Linked DNA regions of Homo sapiens: region 1 is linked to region 2. Evidence: read pairs that join two places in POLR2A ChIA-PET (ENCODE). Cell type or tissue: GM12878. All regions are shown on one strand. Links, peaks and the distances in the headings refer to the core of each region. The heading gives the core; the rest is flanking DNA.

Region 1 (8,328 bases), core at 286-8,285, 1.0 Mb after region 2:
AATAAAAAAAAAGGAAACTATATTATCCACTTACAACCAGCATTGCTAACCTAAGATAAATCTGCAACTGCAAAAGTAAATGTAGGCCAGACATGGTGGCTCACACCTATAATCCCAGCACTTTGGGAGGCCGAGGCAGGTGGATCACTTGAGGTCGGGAGTTCGAGACCAGCCTGACCAACATGGAGAAACCCCGTCTCTACTAAAAATACAAAATTAGCCGGACGTGATGGCACATGCCTGTAATCCCAGCTACTCGGGAGGCTGAGGCAAAAGAATTTCTTGAACCCGGGAGGCAGAGACTGCTGTGAGCTGAGATCACGCCATTCACTCCAGCCTGGGTAACAAGAGAGAAATGCCATCTCAAAAAAAAAAAAAAAAAGTAAATCTAACAGAAACCAGACAATGTTGTTGCCTTCAAGCTGGGCTCTTTGTTAAAAGGAAAATTACTAAGTGTTAGGGAGGTGTTAAAGGCCTATTAGCATCTACCTGAGGCTTCCTTTCTCGCAAAAGCAGAGCGTCTGAAAGATACGTGGAAAAGAAACTTAAAGTATAATAAAAAAGAAAGAAAGAAAAAGAAATGATTATGCCCCTCTGAGATCCAATTATTTAATCTGTGCCCCTGTTCTGCCTAAAATTATCTCAGTGACTGTCCAACGTGTGTCTCACACTTGGGGGCACAGCCTTGAGATGATAATGATGATGTTAGTTTTAAAAAGAAAAAAAAAGGTTCAGAGTTCTGAATCCTGGAGTATATCTCTGCCTAGCAGGCTAAAATACAATTATCGTCTTTGTTCCCTGAAAAATGAAAAAAATGGAGTCCTTTAAAAAGCAAATGGTGTGAAGAATGATGTTTTTGCACTGGATACTGAGACCCATCGTGATGGGGGTCTCTGGGGCAGCTCTGCTCATGACCTGGGAGGTCACTGTAGGGAGATGTTTTCTAGGTGACCTCCCCACCCAAATACTCCAACCGGAGGCATTCACGTGTCCTGAGACCACACGCCAGGCGCAGGCTAGGGGCTAGGACAAGAATCAAGATTAAAGGGGAAATGGCCAGGTGCGGTGGCTCATGCCTGTAATCCCAGCACTTTGGGAGTCAAGGCCAGTGGATTACTTGAGGTCGGGAGTTCGAGACCAGCCTGGCCAACACGGTGAAACCCTGTCTCTACTGAAAATACAAAAATTAGCCAGGTGTGGTGACTCATGCCTGTAGTCCCAGCTATTCGGGAGGCTGAGGTGGGAGAATCACTTGAACCCAGGAGGCAGAGGTTGCAGTAAGCCAAGATCATGCCACTGCACTCCAGCCTGGGCAATAGAGCAAGACTCCATCTCAAAAAAAAAAAAAAAGATTAAAGGGAAAATGAACACAGAGAAGAGTAGATTACACTGTAAGCCTTTGAAGAGTTTTCTGTCTAAAACCAGAGACCGAAGAAACAAACAAAGATTAACTCCGAAATAGCACATAGGAGCTGGCAGGAGCCAGAGGTAGGCAGTCAGGAAATGCTGTCGGAGGGAGCAACAGGTAATTTGGGCTTTGAGGACCGGGTAGTTCTGTGACTGGAGAAGTGGAGGAAGGGCATTTCTAGCAGCGGGAACAGTATATGCATAAGCAGACAGAGGCAAAAGAATGTGGCTGGGGCTTGAGATATGTAGCCATAAATGGGAATGCAAAGGTGAAGGTAAGTTGGACTAGATTTTCAAGAGCATTGAATGCCATGCCCAGAAGTTTGCACTTGCTCTTCTGAGAATTCACGTGCTCCAGAAGAATTCTGAGCAAGAGAAAGAGTGACAAGGTCATTGGCTTTAGCCACTGTGTGCATAAAACATGGAAGAAAAGGCAGGGAATGAGGAGCAAGTTGGGAGACGGGTGAGGGGGGATGGCACCCAGGAATGGATGGCGGGATGTTAAGGAAGGTGACCCACTGGGGATGGGGATGGGGATAGAGGGCAGGCAGTTGACCATGACTCTCAGGTTTCTGGTGTGGACAACTGGATGGGTCATGAGTGCCATGAACCACAAGCTATTCATGGTCCCACTCAATACCCTCCTCTTGGGGGGCCTGAGTCATGGTTGGCCAAGGGTGTCATGGCATCTCTGGGGTCTGCATTGCTAAGCTCAGTTCCAACAGACCTTGGACTGAACTTCTGTGCAGTCCTCTCTGGCAAAGATGGGCTCAGAGACCCTTGGAGCAATGCAGCAGAGACCATGGCAGCAGCCACATCAGCATCTGAAAACAGCGGCACCCGGTTATTTTCCCTCCTTCAGACTCAGGGAATATGGTGGGGGAGGGGAGATTTGGTATAAGGGCCACTTTAAGTATCTTCCAGAATCCCATTGGAAGGGGGAGAAAATCCCATTTTTTTAAGAGCCCACTGATACCACCTTTAAAAAGAATACACAGGGGGCCAGGCGCAGTGGCTCACACCTGTAATCCCAACACTTTGGGAGGCCAAGGTGGGTGGATCACCTGAGGTCAGGAGTTCAAGACCAGCCTGGCCAACATGGTGAAGCCCCATCTCTACTAAAAATACAAAAGTTAGCTGGGCATGGTGGCACGCACCTGTAGTCCCAGCTACTTGGAGAGGCTGAGGCAAGAGAATCACTTGAACCTGGGAGGTGGAGGTTGCAGTGAGCCAAGATCATACCATTGCACTCCAGCCTGGGCAACAAGAGTGAAACTCCATCTCAAAAAAAAAAAAGAATACATAGGGGACCACTAAACTCCTAGACCAAGGGCTTTTTTGAAAATAGCTGTGACCAGGTGTAGTGGCTCACACCTGTAATCCCAGCACTTTGAGAGGGTGAGGAGGGCAGATTGCTTGAGCTCAGGAGTTTGAAACCAGCCTGGGCAACATGGTGAAACCTCATCTCTACAAAAAGACAAAACAATTAGCCAGGCGCAGTGGCGTGTGCCTGTAGTCCCAGCTACTTGGGAGGCTGAGGTGGGAGGATGGCTTTAGCCCAGGAGGCGGAGGTTGCAGTGAGCCGAGATCGTGCCACTGCACTCCAGCCTTGGTGACAGAGCCAGACCCTGTCTCAAAAAAGAAAAAAGAAAAGCTGTGCAGAAATGGGGGTGGGGAATCAGCCAACCCCCTTGTGCTGGGTCTCAGGGACACCCAATACAGCTGCTCAGGCCCAGCCAGATGGCAAAGGGCCCTCAACCAACCCTGGGACCAGAACCACAAAAAGCCACGTACTTACTGGCTCCCGAGCCCAAGCTTAACAGGTGAAATGGACCACTCTTCACCAGGAAGGGCAGGGCTGTGCCAAGCTCACCCCAGACTTCTAGGCCTGGGAGGGTAGGGTCCCATGGAGCTGTGGGCTGCCCCCTACCCAACCTGACCTCTGCTTCCTCTCTTCCCTTCTTCCCACCTAAACATTCCTCCACAGTGGCAATAGCAAAGGAAAAGACATCAACACGATTAAATCCCTCCGAGTCCTCCGGGTGCTACGACCTCTTAAAACCATCAAGCGGCTGCCAAAGCTCAAGGTGAGATTGGGAGATGGTGGGGTGCGGTGGGGGGGACTGTCAGGGTTATCATGTACAGCTGAGCAGGTTGTACACTGCTCAAGGACAACACATTAAAGGAGGTGCTGATAACATCCTAGCCATCGTGTATGGATATTTGTATTATTACAACTTCCCAGCAGATGGCAGTAAAGTGAGCTGACCTAAAATAATCTGTGTATTATGGCAGTTTTTCTTTAGATGAAGTGTCTTGGGGTTAAGATCCTTTTTCCTAATTCGCATGAAGGCATCATATGGATTTAAAAGGGTATAACCGTGATCTGGGAAGCAGGAACTAGATTTCTTGTTCCATAAAATTTTGACTTTTCATCTACCTATTCTAGGCTCTAGTATCTCCCATTCCAAAATAGCATGAACCAGCATTTCCCAAAAGCCTGTCATTCAAAAACATATATATATATTAAGGGAAATAAAATCCAGTCATTAGAGCACCCACTTTCACTCTATGCTTCACCTGGGGGTCCCCAGTATTATCTCTTATGTAATATGTTTCTTTAAATCAAGTCACACCCGTAATCCCTGCATTTTGAAAGACCAAGGCAGGAGTGTTGCTTGAGCCCAGGAGAATGAGACCAGCCTGGGCAACATAGTTAGACTCTGTCTCTACTAAAAATTAAAGACAGAAAACAGATACTGTTATGGAAATCTAACCAAATATGGCTGCCTGCCTAAGGCTTTGTGCATTGACAACTGCTCTTTCTTGGTTAAAGAGGGAAAATGTCAATGGTAGGTGTTAACATGGTAGCAACTAAGTAAAAATTTCTCCTTCACTCAAAAGGATTGAGAGAGTTGGAAAGGAAGTAACTTTGTTACCTTGTTTTTCTGTGTTGGGCTCCTGTATCACTTAAAAGCATCTCTGGTATCCCATCTGGGAGTTTTAGATCCATAGAATGCCAGGATTGAGTCCAACTCCTCCAACGCTTATTTCTGAAAGCTGGGGGGACCTTACCCTAGTGACTTGACTTATGACCTTGCCTGTAAAATGGGAATGATCATGGCAGTATTTTGGTATGATGGGCCACTGGAGGCAGAAGGTTGGGCAGGTCCCCAGCCCCTCATGCTCTCTGTCAACTCCACCCCACAGGCTGTGTTTGACTGTGTGGTGAACTCACTTAAAAACGTCTTCAACATCCTCATCGTCTACATGCTATTCATGTTCATCTTCGCCGTGGTGGCTGTGCAGCTCTTCAAGGGGAAATTCTTCCACTGCACTGACGAGTCCAAAGAGTTTGAGAAAGATTGTCGGTGGGTCTCCACTTTCCAGCACATTCCCATTGGAACCAGCAGGTGGGCAGGGGGGAAGTGGCTAGAGGCATTGGCCACTTGGGCTCAGAGACTGGAGAAGTGATGAGCCTTGGAAGTGACTCAGTTGCAACCAGCTTGGATCTTGGGTAGAAAGAAAACCGGTTTTAGAATTTGAGTCACCACCCAGAGCCACAGAATGAGTCATAAGCAAATTGATTGACCTTTCAGCCACCGCCTTTGTCATGTGAGGGATATTAATACACATCCACAGTTCCTTACTTGAAATCGTTACAGGCAGATGTGTTTCAAAGTTGAGAATATTTTGAGATTCCCATGTGGGACATGACACCCTCAGCTGGGTCTAAGGCAGCCCTATAATCAAACACAATATTTCTGCCATAAAATGTGTAACTATTTACATCAAATGGGGTAAATAACAAGTATAAAGAGCTTCATGTCCAATCAGATCAGGTTTCATTACCAAATAAGTTAGGTAAGAGGCCAGGTGCAGTGGCTCACACCTGTAATTCCAACACTTTGGGAGGCTGAGGTGGGAGGATCACTTGAGGCCAGGAGTTGGAGACCAGGTTGGGCAACATAATGAGAGCCCATCCTACAAAATAAATTTTAAAAGTTAGCGGGGCATGGTAGCACACACCTGTAGTCCCAGCTACCCGGGAGGCTGAGGCGGGAGGATTGTTTAAACACAGGAGTTCAAGGCTGCAATGCACTATGATGGTACCACTGCACTCCAGCCTGCGTGACAGAGTGAGACCCTGCCTCTCAAAAATATATACATATAGGCCGGGCGCAGTGGCTCATGCTTATAATCTCAGCACTTTAGGAGGCCGAGGCGGGCGGATCATGAGGTCAGGAGATCGAGACCATCCTGGCTAACACGGTGAAACCCTGTCTCTACTAAAAATACAAAAACCTAGCTGGGCATGGTGGCAGACGCCTGTAGTCCCAGCTACTTGGGAGGCTGAGACAGGAGAATGGCGTGAACCCGGGAGGCGGAGCTTGCAGTGAGCCCAGATTGGGCCACTGTACTCCAGTCTGGGCAACAGAGCCAGACTCCATCTCAAACAAACAAACAAACAAACAACAACAACAAAAATATATATATATATATATGTATATATATATATGTACACGCACACACACATATGTATTATATGTGTGTGTGTATATATATGTATGTGTATATATAGTGATATTGTTACCAGTGTAAAGTGGCATTTTGCAACACATGGTAGCCTGTTGTTATCTTGATGGCTATTTATTGAAATTAGGAGGATGCCAGATGTCTGGATAGGAGTCTGGAACTAACCCTTGTTTCCTGCCTTGAAAAGGAGTAGCAACCTCCCTTAGCCTGATGAACCTCTAAATGTCCCCTATGTCTCTCTGCCTCCTCCTAAACTCCCTCCACCCCACCCCCAGCAAGCCTGAGGCTCTCACCCTGAGGACTAGAAGTTATCACGTTGGAAGAGGGTGCTGGACCCTGGGTCAGCTCTCCCACCAGGAGTAAGGTTGTGCCATCACCCATGGATTTATCTCAAAGTAGATGCACACGTCATCCCCTATGAAGCACAGGAACACATGGTGGCAGGATGGGGAGTCACTGCTTCCCAAGCAGTCTAGGCTGGTGGACCACTCTTCCTTTCCCTCCCCCTGTCTCTGATAACCAAAGACAAGTGCAAGACAGCCCCTCTTTCCCATTTACTAACAGTCCCCACTCTCTGTGGCAGAGGCAAATACCTCCTCTACGAGAAGAATGAGGTGAAGGCGCGAGACCGGGAGTGGAAGAAGTATGAATTCCATTACGACAATGTGCTGTGGGCTCTGCTGACCCTCTTCACCGTGTCCACGGGAGAAGGCTGGCCACAGTAAGTGGCCCGACTGGAAATCTATCCAGGAGGAGCCCTGGGGAGCAGGAGGATAAAGGGCCTGAGAGCTTAGCAATAAGAAAGGTCTTGGAGGCCGGGCATGGTGGCTCACGCCTGTAATCCCAACACTTTAGGAGGCCAAGGCAGATGTATCACTTGAGGCCAGGAGTTTGAGATCAGCCTGGCCATCATGGCAAAACTCCATTTCTACTAAAAATCCCAAAAAAAAAAAAAAAAAAAAAAAAAAAAAAGCTGCCAGGCATGGTGGCTCACACCTGTGGTCCCGGCTACTCAGGAGGCTGAGACACGAGAATCACTTGAACCCAGGAGGCAGAGGTTGCAGTGAGCCGAGATTGCACCACTGCACTTCATCCTGAGTGACAGAGCAAGACTATGGCCTCCCCGCCTTCAAAAAAAAAAAAAAGTGAGGCTGAATCATGGACTTAGTCTTTATTTAAAATTTTGAGCCACTTGTGGTGGCTCATACCTGTTATCCCAGCTACTCAGGAGGCTGAGGTGGGAGGATCGCTTGAGCCCAAGAGTTCAAGGCTGCAGTGAGCTGTGATTATGCCATTGTACTCCAGCCTAGACAACAGAAGGAGACCCCTATCCCTGAAAAAAAAAAAGAAGAAGAAATTGATATTTGTTCATCATGGACTTTTTGCATTAATTTTGATTTTTTAAAATATTGGAGCAAAAGATTATCTTGATTACTGAGATTTTCAGTACCCCCTTAATTTGCACCCAAAACAAATGCCTCCCTCCCTCACCTCGTCCAAGTAATGGTCTTTCTCTCAGAGGTCTTGGAAATGCCAGGCTGGAAGCTTGGTAGATTCCAGCATGTGCCCTCAGCATCCTCACCTCCCTCCCTCTCTCAGCAAATATGCCAACCTGAACATGCCCTACTACCCACTCTCAGACACATCCAGTACTCACACATGTGGGAATAATGCTAACCCACAAGGCACCTTTGAGCAAAGTTTTTTTAAACACCTTTCTCAACAGACTTCATTTCCATCTGTCTGAAAATCATCGCAATAGACTTAAATGATTTTGTTCAAACAAGGCACTGAAGGACCACCTGCCAAAAAATTGTCATCATGAATACACAAATCTATCATGCCTATCATGTGAAGGTATCGCTTAGACACAGAGCCTTTGAGCAGTGTGCAACCTGCACTACTGTACAGAGCTGCTGTGCACTTACCCACTCTCATATATATCCCCATTGTACCTCCTGAGCACCCAGCACCACCTGTGCTCAAATACCCACTCTACATGCATACACCCACCTCTACTCCCTCCATTGCCACAACCTGTCTTTAAATCCCAACTTGGCCACTTATAAGTGGGTGGTCTTCAGCACGTCCCTTTAAATTGCTGAACCTCAAGTTCCTCATGTGCAAAGTGGAGCCAGTAATAACCTCCCTGGGAGGGTTGCTGAGCCGGTGGGGATGAATTGTTGAATATTGTTTCCAGCACACAGCAAGCCCTTCATGCACAGCAGTAGAAATGACTGACATTGGCCAGGCGTGGTGGCTCACACCTGTAATCTCAACAGTTTGGGAGACCGAGGCAGGTGGATCACCTGAGGTCAGGAGTTCAAGACCAGCCTGGCCAACATGGTGAAACCCCGTCTCTACTAAAAATACAAAAAAATTAGC
Region 2 (8,328 bases), core at 65-8,064:
TGACAGTTACCACCCATCCTACACTGAGGGCTGTGCCCTGGGCACTTCTGACCTGTCCCACATGTGGGCCAGGAGAAAGCCCCCAGGCAGAGAGGTGTAGGTAGCACATGCTGTTAGTATACACTAGCCCAGGGCTCAGCAACATCTTTCTGTAAAGGACCAGATAGTAAGTACTTTCAGCTTTGCAAGCCAGACATTCTCTGTTGCAACTACCGATTTTCCTTGACTTACAATGGAACTATGTTCCAATAAACCCACTGTAAACTGAAAACATCGCTGAAGTGGGAGGATCACTTGTGCCCTGGAGTTTATCAGCCTGGGCAACATAGTGAGACCCCATCTCTACCAAAAAAATTAAAAATTAGCCAGGTATGGTGACACATGCCTGTAGACCCAGCTACTTGGGAGGCTGAGGTAGAAGGATCGCTTTAGCTGGGAGTTCAAGTCTGCAGTGAGCTGTGATGGAACTACTGCACTCTAGCCTTGGGTGACGGAGCAAAATTCTGTTTCAAAAGGAAGAAAAGAGAAGGGGAGGGAAGGGGAGGAGAGAGGAAGGAAGGGAAAAGGTAAAGGAAAGGAAAAAGGAGAAAGGAAAGAGTCACAAGTTGAAAATACATGGAATACACCTAACCTAGTGAACATCACAGCTTAGCCTAACTTACCTTAAACATGCTCAGAACACTTAACATTAGCCCACGGTTGGGCAAAATCATCAAACACAAAGCCTATTTTAAAATAAAGTGTTGAATATCTCACATAATTCTTTGAATACTATACTGAACGTGAAAAACACAATGTATGGGTCCCCGAAGTAGGGTTTCTACCAAATGTGTATCACTTTCACACCATTGTAAAGTTGAAACATTGTCAGTTAAACCATCGTTAAGTTGGGACCATCTGTATTTGGTTCTGTCCTTGAGTGAAAGCTGCCCCAAACGACATGCAAACAGATGAGCACAATTGTGTGCCAATAAAACTTTATTTACAAAAACAGGTGGTGGGCCATCCCTAAGTCAATTACGAGGGAGGGAATGGAGCATTAGATGGATTTGGACCAACCAGGGCTGACCCGCTGAAGCACGTGACCACTCAGGATGGAAATAGATTTGCCCTGCTGCATCTTCCTAGCCTGTTCTCTCAGGGCAGCTGCCCTCGACAATGAGGTCTGCACAGCCTCACAGCAGGTCCCAGTCCCAATAAACTATGTCCCAAGAAATGCACTTGGCTCTGGGGTTCAGTTTGGCTTTTTTTTTTTTTCTCCACAGACTGCTGATGGCTGGAACAGGAGCTTGGCACCTCCACCCTGACCCAGACACAAGCCTGTCTGTCCCACTCAAATCGAGCTGGCCAGAGACTACAACTGTGTTGGTTCCCAAGACATAGAAAAGCCAGAAGAGGTCGGGCGCAGTGGCTCACGCCTGTCAGCACTTTGGGAAGCCGAGGCAGGCAGATTACCTAAGGTCAAGAGTTCAAGACCAATCTGGCCAATGTGGTGAAACCCCATCTCTACTAAAAATACAAAAATTAGCTGGGTGTGGTGGTGCACCTACAGGCCCAGCTACTCGGGCGGCTGAGGCAGGAGAATCGCTGGAATCCAGGAGGCAGAGGTTGCAGTGAGCCGGTATCACGCCACTGCACTCCAGCCTGGGCGACAAGAGCTAAACTCCACCTCAAAAAACAACAACAACAACAAAACAAACAAACAGAAAACAAGCCAGAAGAGATGGGGAGGAACTGGAGTGTGATCTCCCATTCCATTAACCCAGATCTGGGACTACCAGGTGGAACATTCCAAACATATCATTTTTTATTTTCTCTCTCCCTCTCTCTTAAGGCACATCTTCCAATACTCTGCAGTCATTAAGCAGAATGAGGCAGGTCTGGATGTGCTGATTTGGGGAAGGTGTCCACAGTATATAATTAACTGGAAAAAGCTATCATGGAACTGTGTGCCTGCAACGATCCCTATTTGTGAAAGTAAAAGGAGGATATTCGTATCGACTCTGGTGTGCAAATAGAAAATGCCAGGGCGGATACACCGGGCAGCTCTTAGCAGAGCTATATTAGGGGGAAGGGAGGAGCTGAGAGAGAGACTCCATTCAATATGCTCCCCCTCCGATAGGGTTTGAATTCCTTGCGTTTTATCATGAGCATGTATTGCTTTTCTAAGAAAAGAAATCCACCAGGTGCGGTGGCTCATGTCTGTAATCCCAACACTTTGGGAGGATGAGGTGGGAGGATTGATTGCTTGAGGCCAGGAGGTGGAGGTTGCAGTGCGCTGTGATTGCACCACTGCACTCCAGCATGGGTGACAGAGGGAGATCCTGTCTAATTAAAATTTAAAAAAAAAATTAGAAAGAAAATGAAGGCCAGGCATGAGCCACCACTTTAGGAGGCCGAGGCAGGCAGATCACCTGAGATCAGGAGTTCGAGACCAGCCTGGCCAACATGGTGAAACCCTGTCTCTACTAAAAATACAAAAATTAGTTGGGCATGGTAGCGTGTGCCTTTAATCCCAGCTACTTGGGAGGCTGAAGCAGGAGAATTGCTTGAACCCACGAGGCAGAGGTTGCAGTGAGCCCAGATCGCGCCATTGCGCTCCAGCCTGGGTGACACAGCGAAATTCCGTCTCAAAAAAAAAAAAAAAGGAAAAAAAGAAAAAGAGACACTGCCTCTAAAAAACAAATAAGTCTCTCTCTGTCTCTCTCTTTGTGTGTTTCTCTCACGCCTGTGGATTCTGTTTCTCTGGAGAACCCTGACTAACACAGCAGAACTTTACAAATTGTCTCTCTAGTCTGCAGCTACCCATTTTATAGATGAGAAAACTGAGGCCCAGGGAGGGGAATGGCTGCTCAGGGCCTCTGGAGTCCAGGACGCTTTCTGTTCCAATCCCACAGCCTCCCCCTTCCCTGTTTCCCATTGGAAGGAGCAAAAAGGGTTTAAACAGCAGAGAGATAAGGGAAGATCTAGAATCAGCTCCTCCCCTGGCTGGCTGGGTGACCCGGAACATCCACTCGCCCACTTGCCCCCTGGGTACCAGGCCCTGGGTTCAGTACCACAGAATCACTAGTGAGAAAGTGACTTCCTTTACTGAACTATCAATCCCTCTAATCCCTCAAAAAAAGCAAGTCTCAGGCTGGGCCTGGTGGCTCACACCTGTAATCCCAGCACTTTGAGACGCCGAGGCAGGGGGATCACCTGAGGTCAGGGGTTTAAGACCAGTTTCGCCAACATGGTGAAACCCCCTCTACTAAAAATACAAGAATTAGTGAGGCGTGGTGGCACATGCCTGTAATCTCAGCTACTTACGAGGCTGAGGCAGGAGAATTGCTTGAATCTAGAAAGTGAAGGTTGCAAGGAGATTGCACTATTTCACTCCAGCCTGGGTGACAGAGTGAGACTCTGTCTCAAAAAAAAAAAAAAAAAAAGCAATTCTTAGAGAGGTGCTAGCTAGCATGATTTTCACGCCCCTCCGATGCTTCCCAATCCAATTTTTTTTTTTTTTTTTTTTTTTTTTAGCCAAAAGAGCTGGTCCCAGCCTTACAGTCTTGACAAAGTATAGGGAGAATGTCATGATACTCTTTGCACTTTCATTATTTTTATTTTTCATTTCTTTTTTTTTTGAGACAAAGTCTCGGCTCTGTCACCCAGGCTGGAGTGTGGTGGCACAATCTCAGCTCACTGCAACCTCTGTCTCTTAGGCTCAGGTGATCCTCCCACCTCAGCCTCTCAAGTAGCTGGGACTACAGGTACATGCCACCATGCCCGGCTAATTTTTGTAGAGATGGGGTTTTGCTATGTTGCCCTGGCTGGGCTTGAACTCCTGAGCTCAAGCGATCCTCCACCCTCAGCCTCCCCGAGTGCTGGGATTATAGGCATGGGCTACTGCACCAAGCCTCATTTTGTCTATTTTATACTTGTTTGTGGCCACTCGTGGTGGTTTTGCATTCATGGCCATGAGAGAACATTCCTTTTGTGAGTGAGTTGGGTTAAGTTTCAAACCGAGTTAGTCCATTTTAGAAATAAAGTAAAATCGCTTGTGTGTAGCCTGGGACCCTGAAGAGCTTGCACCCAGCCACACTGGCCACACTGGCAGACTTACACAGCTGCATTCTGGAAGCAGTTCTTCAGCAATGGGGCACCCTGCAACTCAGCCTTCAGACACCTGGTCCCTTTTATTACTATTCTTTCTCTTTCTTTTGCTTTCCTTCTGTCTCTCTCTTTTCTTCCTTCCCTTTCCTTTCTTTCTTTCTTTTCTTTCTCTCCCCCTCCCCTCCCCTCCCCTCCACTCCCATCCCCTCCTGTCCTCTCCCCTCCCCTTCCTTTCCCTTCCTTTCCTTTCCCTTTCTTTTTCTTGACAGAGTCTTGCTCTGTCGCCCAGGCTGGAGTGCAGTGGCTTGATCTCAGCTCACTGCAACCTCCACCTCCCGGGTTCATGCCATTCTCCTGCCTCAGCCTCCTGAGTAGCTGGGACTACAGGCATGTGCCACCACACCTGGCTACTTTTTTTTTGTATTTTTAGTAGAGACGGAGTTTCACCATGTAGCCAGGCTGGTCTCGAACTCCTGACCTCAGGTGATCCACCCAGCTCGGCCACCCAAAGTGCTGGGACTTCAGCTGTGAGCCACCGTGCCTGGCTCCTTTTTTCTTTTTTTAGAGATGAGATCTCTCTCTGTTGCCCAGGCAGGAGTGCACTGGTGTGATCACAGCTCACTGCAGCCTCAAACTCCTGGGTTCAAGTGATCCTCCCACCTCAGCCCCCTGAGTAGTTGGGACTACAGTTGCACGACACCACACACGACTAATTTTTAGAATTATTTTTTGTAGACATGGGGTCTCACTCTGTCGCCCAGGCTGGGAGTGCAGTGGTGCGATCTCGGCTCACTACAACCTCCGCCTCCTGGGTTCAACCAGTTCTCCTGTGTCAGCCTCCCGAGTAGCTGGGATTAGAGGCACACACCACCACGCCCAGCTAATTTTTGTGTTTTTGTATTTTTAGTAAAGATGGGGTTTCACCATGTTGGCCAGGCTAGTCTCGAACTCCTGACCTCATGATCCACCCACCTCAGCCTCCCAAAGTGCTGGGATTATAGGTGTGAGCCACCGTGCCCAGTTAGCTTCTTGTATTTTTACCGGGCGCATCTGTCTGGCCTGCCTGCTGTGTGCTTGCCAAGGTGATGCGTTTGGGAAGATGGACGGAAAGTGATGAAACCAGGGGACCCTTGGGCTGCCTCCAGCCCAGACCTATTTGCTCTATTTTTATTTTTAGAGGTGGGGGTCTCACTCTGTCACCCAAGCTGGAGTGCAGTGGCATGATCATGGCTCACTGCAGCTTTGACCTCCTGGGCTCAAGTGATCCTCCCACCTCAGCCTCCTGAGTAGCTGGGACACAGGTGTGTGCCACCACACCCAGCTAATTTTTTTCTTTTTCTTTTTTTGTAGAGATAAGGTCTCAATATGTTTCCCAGGTTGGGGTCTCAAACTCCTGGCCTCCAGTGCTCCTCCTGATGCAGGAATAAGCAGGCCCCCAAAATTGGGGCTTAGGCTGGGTGGGTGACTCATGCCTGTAGTCCCAGCACCTTGGGATGCGAGGCGGGTGGATCATTTGGACCCAGGAGTTCGATACCAGCCTGGGCAACATAGCAAGATCCCATCTCTACAAAAATTACAAAAATTAGGCGGGTGTAGTGGCACAGACCTGTACTCCTGGCTACTTGGGAGGTTGAAATGGGAGGATCATCTGACACCCAGAGGTCGAGGCTGCAGAGAGTCGAGACTGCACCTCTGCATTCCAGCCTGGGTGTCGAAGACCCCTTCTCAAAAAAAAAAAAAAAAAAAAGCCAGGTGCAGCGGCTAATGCCTGAAATCCCAGCACCTCAGGAGGCCATGGTGGGTGGATCACCTGAGGTCAGGAGTTCAAGACCAGCCTGGCCAACATGGCAATATCCCATCTCTACTAAAAATACAAAAATTATCTGGGCTTGATGGCATGTGCCTGTAATCCCAGCTACTCGGGGAGGCTGAGGCAGGAGAATTGCTTGAACCCAGGAGGCAGAGGTTGCAGTGAGCTGAGATCGAACCACTACACTCCAGCAGCCTGAGCTACAGAGCGAGATTCAGTCTGAAGAAAAAAAAAAAAATTAGGGCTTAGCCCTGGAGGGTTCTTAGATTCACCCAAAAAGGAATTCAAGGGAGAGCTGGTGGTGTTAAACAGAAAATTTAGTGAAGAATCAGGGCTACCCAAAAGGCAGTGTGCCCAGAGTAGCAGCTCAGAGGTGCTGCTGTATTCACTCATATTTATATCCATTTTTAATTATATGCAAATTAAGGGGCAGTTTATGTAGAAATTTCTAGGATGAGAGTGGTAACTTCCAGGTGGTTGGGTAGTTGCCATGGAAAGGGGCGGGGAATTCCAGGTGTTGCCATGGTAATCGTAAACCGACATGGCACACTGGTGGGCGTGTCTTATGGGGAGGTGCTACACACACACACACACACACACACACACACACCTACACACACCTGCTTTAGCTAGTTCTTTGTTTGTTTTTGGAGACGGAGTTTTACTCTTGTCTCCCAGGCTGGAGTACAGTGGCATGATCTCGGCTCACTGCAACCTCTGCTTCCCAGGTTCAAGCGATTCTCCTGCCTCAGCCTCTCGAGTAGCTGGGATTAGAGGCGCCTGCCACCACACCCGGCTAATCTTTGTATTATTAGTAGAGACGGGGTTTCACCATGTTGGCCAGGCTGGTCTCGAACTCCTGACCTCAGGTGATCCACCCACCTTGGCCTCCCAAAGTGCTGGGATTACAAGTGTGAACCACCGCATCTGGCCATCAATTTGGTCCAGTGTCTGAACTTCACCTCCAGAGTCCCTTCCAGCCTCCTACCTCACTCCTACCTTGGCCTCCTGAGTAGCTGGGACAACAGGCTTGCGCCACCATTAACCATATAATTTTAAAAAAGTTTTCTTCTTTGTAAATATGGGGTCTCCCCATGTTTCCCAGACTCCAAACCTATTTCCTAACCTTTATCATTATCTGCTTCTGTGGGATGCGAATGGAAGTGAGGTGTGCTACATTCAGGCTTTTAACACCTCCCACCTGCACCTTCTAATTCTTCCTTTGCATCTGCTGGCTGGACAAAGAGGGTCTTGTGGGGCCTCTGAGTCACTGGAAGAAGGTGAAGCCACAATATAGCCGGCGTCTGGTTCCCAGGTGCGGCAGCGTGATGTGAGTGAGAAAGTAGCCTTTAGTGCATTAAGCCACTGGGATCTACAGGTTGCTCGTTACAGCAGCTGGCGTGTCCTTGTTCTAATACACAGTTTGTCTTTTATTTTGTTTTTGGATTTTTTAGGGACGGAGTCTTGCTCTGTCCCCCAGGCTGCAGTGCAGATCCTCTCGCCTTAGCCTCTGGAGTAGCTGGGACTACAGACATGGGGGCGCCACCATGCTCAGCTTGTTATACGTTTATGTAGAGATGGGGTCTTGCTATGTTGCCCAGGCTGGTCTCAAACTTCTGGACTTAGGCGATCCTCCCATCTCAGCCTCCCAAGTAGCTGGGACTGCAGGTGCATGCTACCATGCCCGGCTAATTTTTAATATTTTTTTCTGTAGAGATGGAGTCTTGCTATATTGCCCAGGCCAGTCTCAAACTCCTGGGCTCAAGCAATCCTCCCATCTCAGCCTCCCAAAGTGCTGGGATTATAGGTGCGAGCCACCACGCCCAACCAGTTGCTCAATTCTTATAACAGCCCTTGGAGGTAGGTTCCATTGTTAGCCCCAGTCTTATTTATTTATTTAGATGGAGTCTCACTCTGTTGCCCAGGCTGGAGTGCAGTGGCACGATCCCAGCTCACTGCAACCTTCGCCTCCTGGGTTCAAGTGATTCTCCTGCCTCTGCCTCCTGAGTAACTGGGATAACAGGCACAGGCCACCATGATTGGCTCATTTTCTTTTTTGTATTTTTAGTAGAGACAGGGTTTCACCACGTTGGCCAGGTTGATTTCGAATTCCTGACCTCAAATGATCTGCCCACCTCGGCCTCCCATAGCCCCAATCTTTAAATGAGGAAATTGAGGTGCAGAGAGGGTCGGCCACTCGCCAAATGGGAAAAGCTAGAATTCTAACCCAGACCATTTGCCTTCAAAACCTACCCTGACCACCACAGTAACCTGTGATAAGGTGCAACTCAGAGGGAATAACCTTCTCCTCTCTGGGCCCTGAAGTCTCTCTACCTACAATGGATTTCCTGTTCCTGTGTGGGGAGGGAGGTGCAACACCAGCCCCCGAGCTTTGAGCCTTGCCTCGTCCTCCCTGTATATTAAGG

The links. ChIA-PET counts read pairs that join two places held together with the same protein. Peaks named below come from ENCODE experiments on the same cell type or tissue, not always from the same donor. Only the 100,000 strongest peaks of a DNase experiment are listed, where the experiment ranks them.
Region 1: POLR2A ChIA-PET joins it to region 2 with 5 read pairs; 1 of 35 experiments calls an interaction of 5 or more read pairs at or near these places.

The regions. Positions count from the first base shown.
Region 1 is chr19:13,257,900-13,266,227 of GRCh38, reverse strand. It overlaps CACNA1A (calcium voltage-gated channel subunit alpha1 A), which reads left to right. Exons shown (of 47, transcript NM_001127222.2): 25 at 3,395-3,494; 26 at 4,618-4,778; 27 at 6,527-6,664. Among named protein-coding and RNA genes, the nearest start is that of IER2, 110 kb to the right of the region's middle. RefSeq lists enhancers at 4,853-5,082, 4,291-5,490. In GM12878, for the core only: a CTCF peak has its summit at 3,663 (motif pointing right); DNase peaks (open chromatin) are centred at 3,642, 4,694 and 4,977; H3K4me3 peaks cover 684 bases; H3K27ac peaks cover 1,495 bases.
Region 2 is chr19:14,298,613-14,306,940 of GRCh38, reverse strand. It overlaps LINC01841 (long intergenic non-protein coding RNA 1841), which reads left to right. Exons shown (of 4, transcript NR_134908.1): 4 at 1,266-1,483. Among named protein-coding and RNA genes, the nearest start is that of LINC01842, 31 kb to the left of the region's middle. In GM12878, for the core only: no CTCF peak of the experiment used is centred there; a DNase peak (open chromatin) is centred at 3,260; H3K27ac peaks cover 542 bases.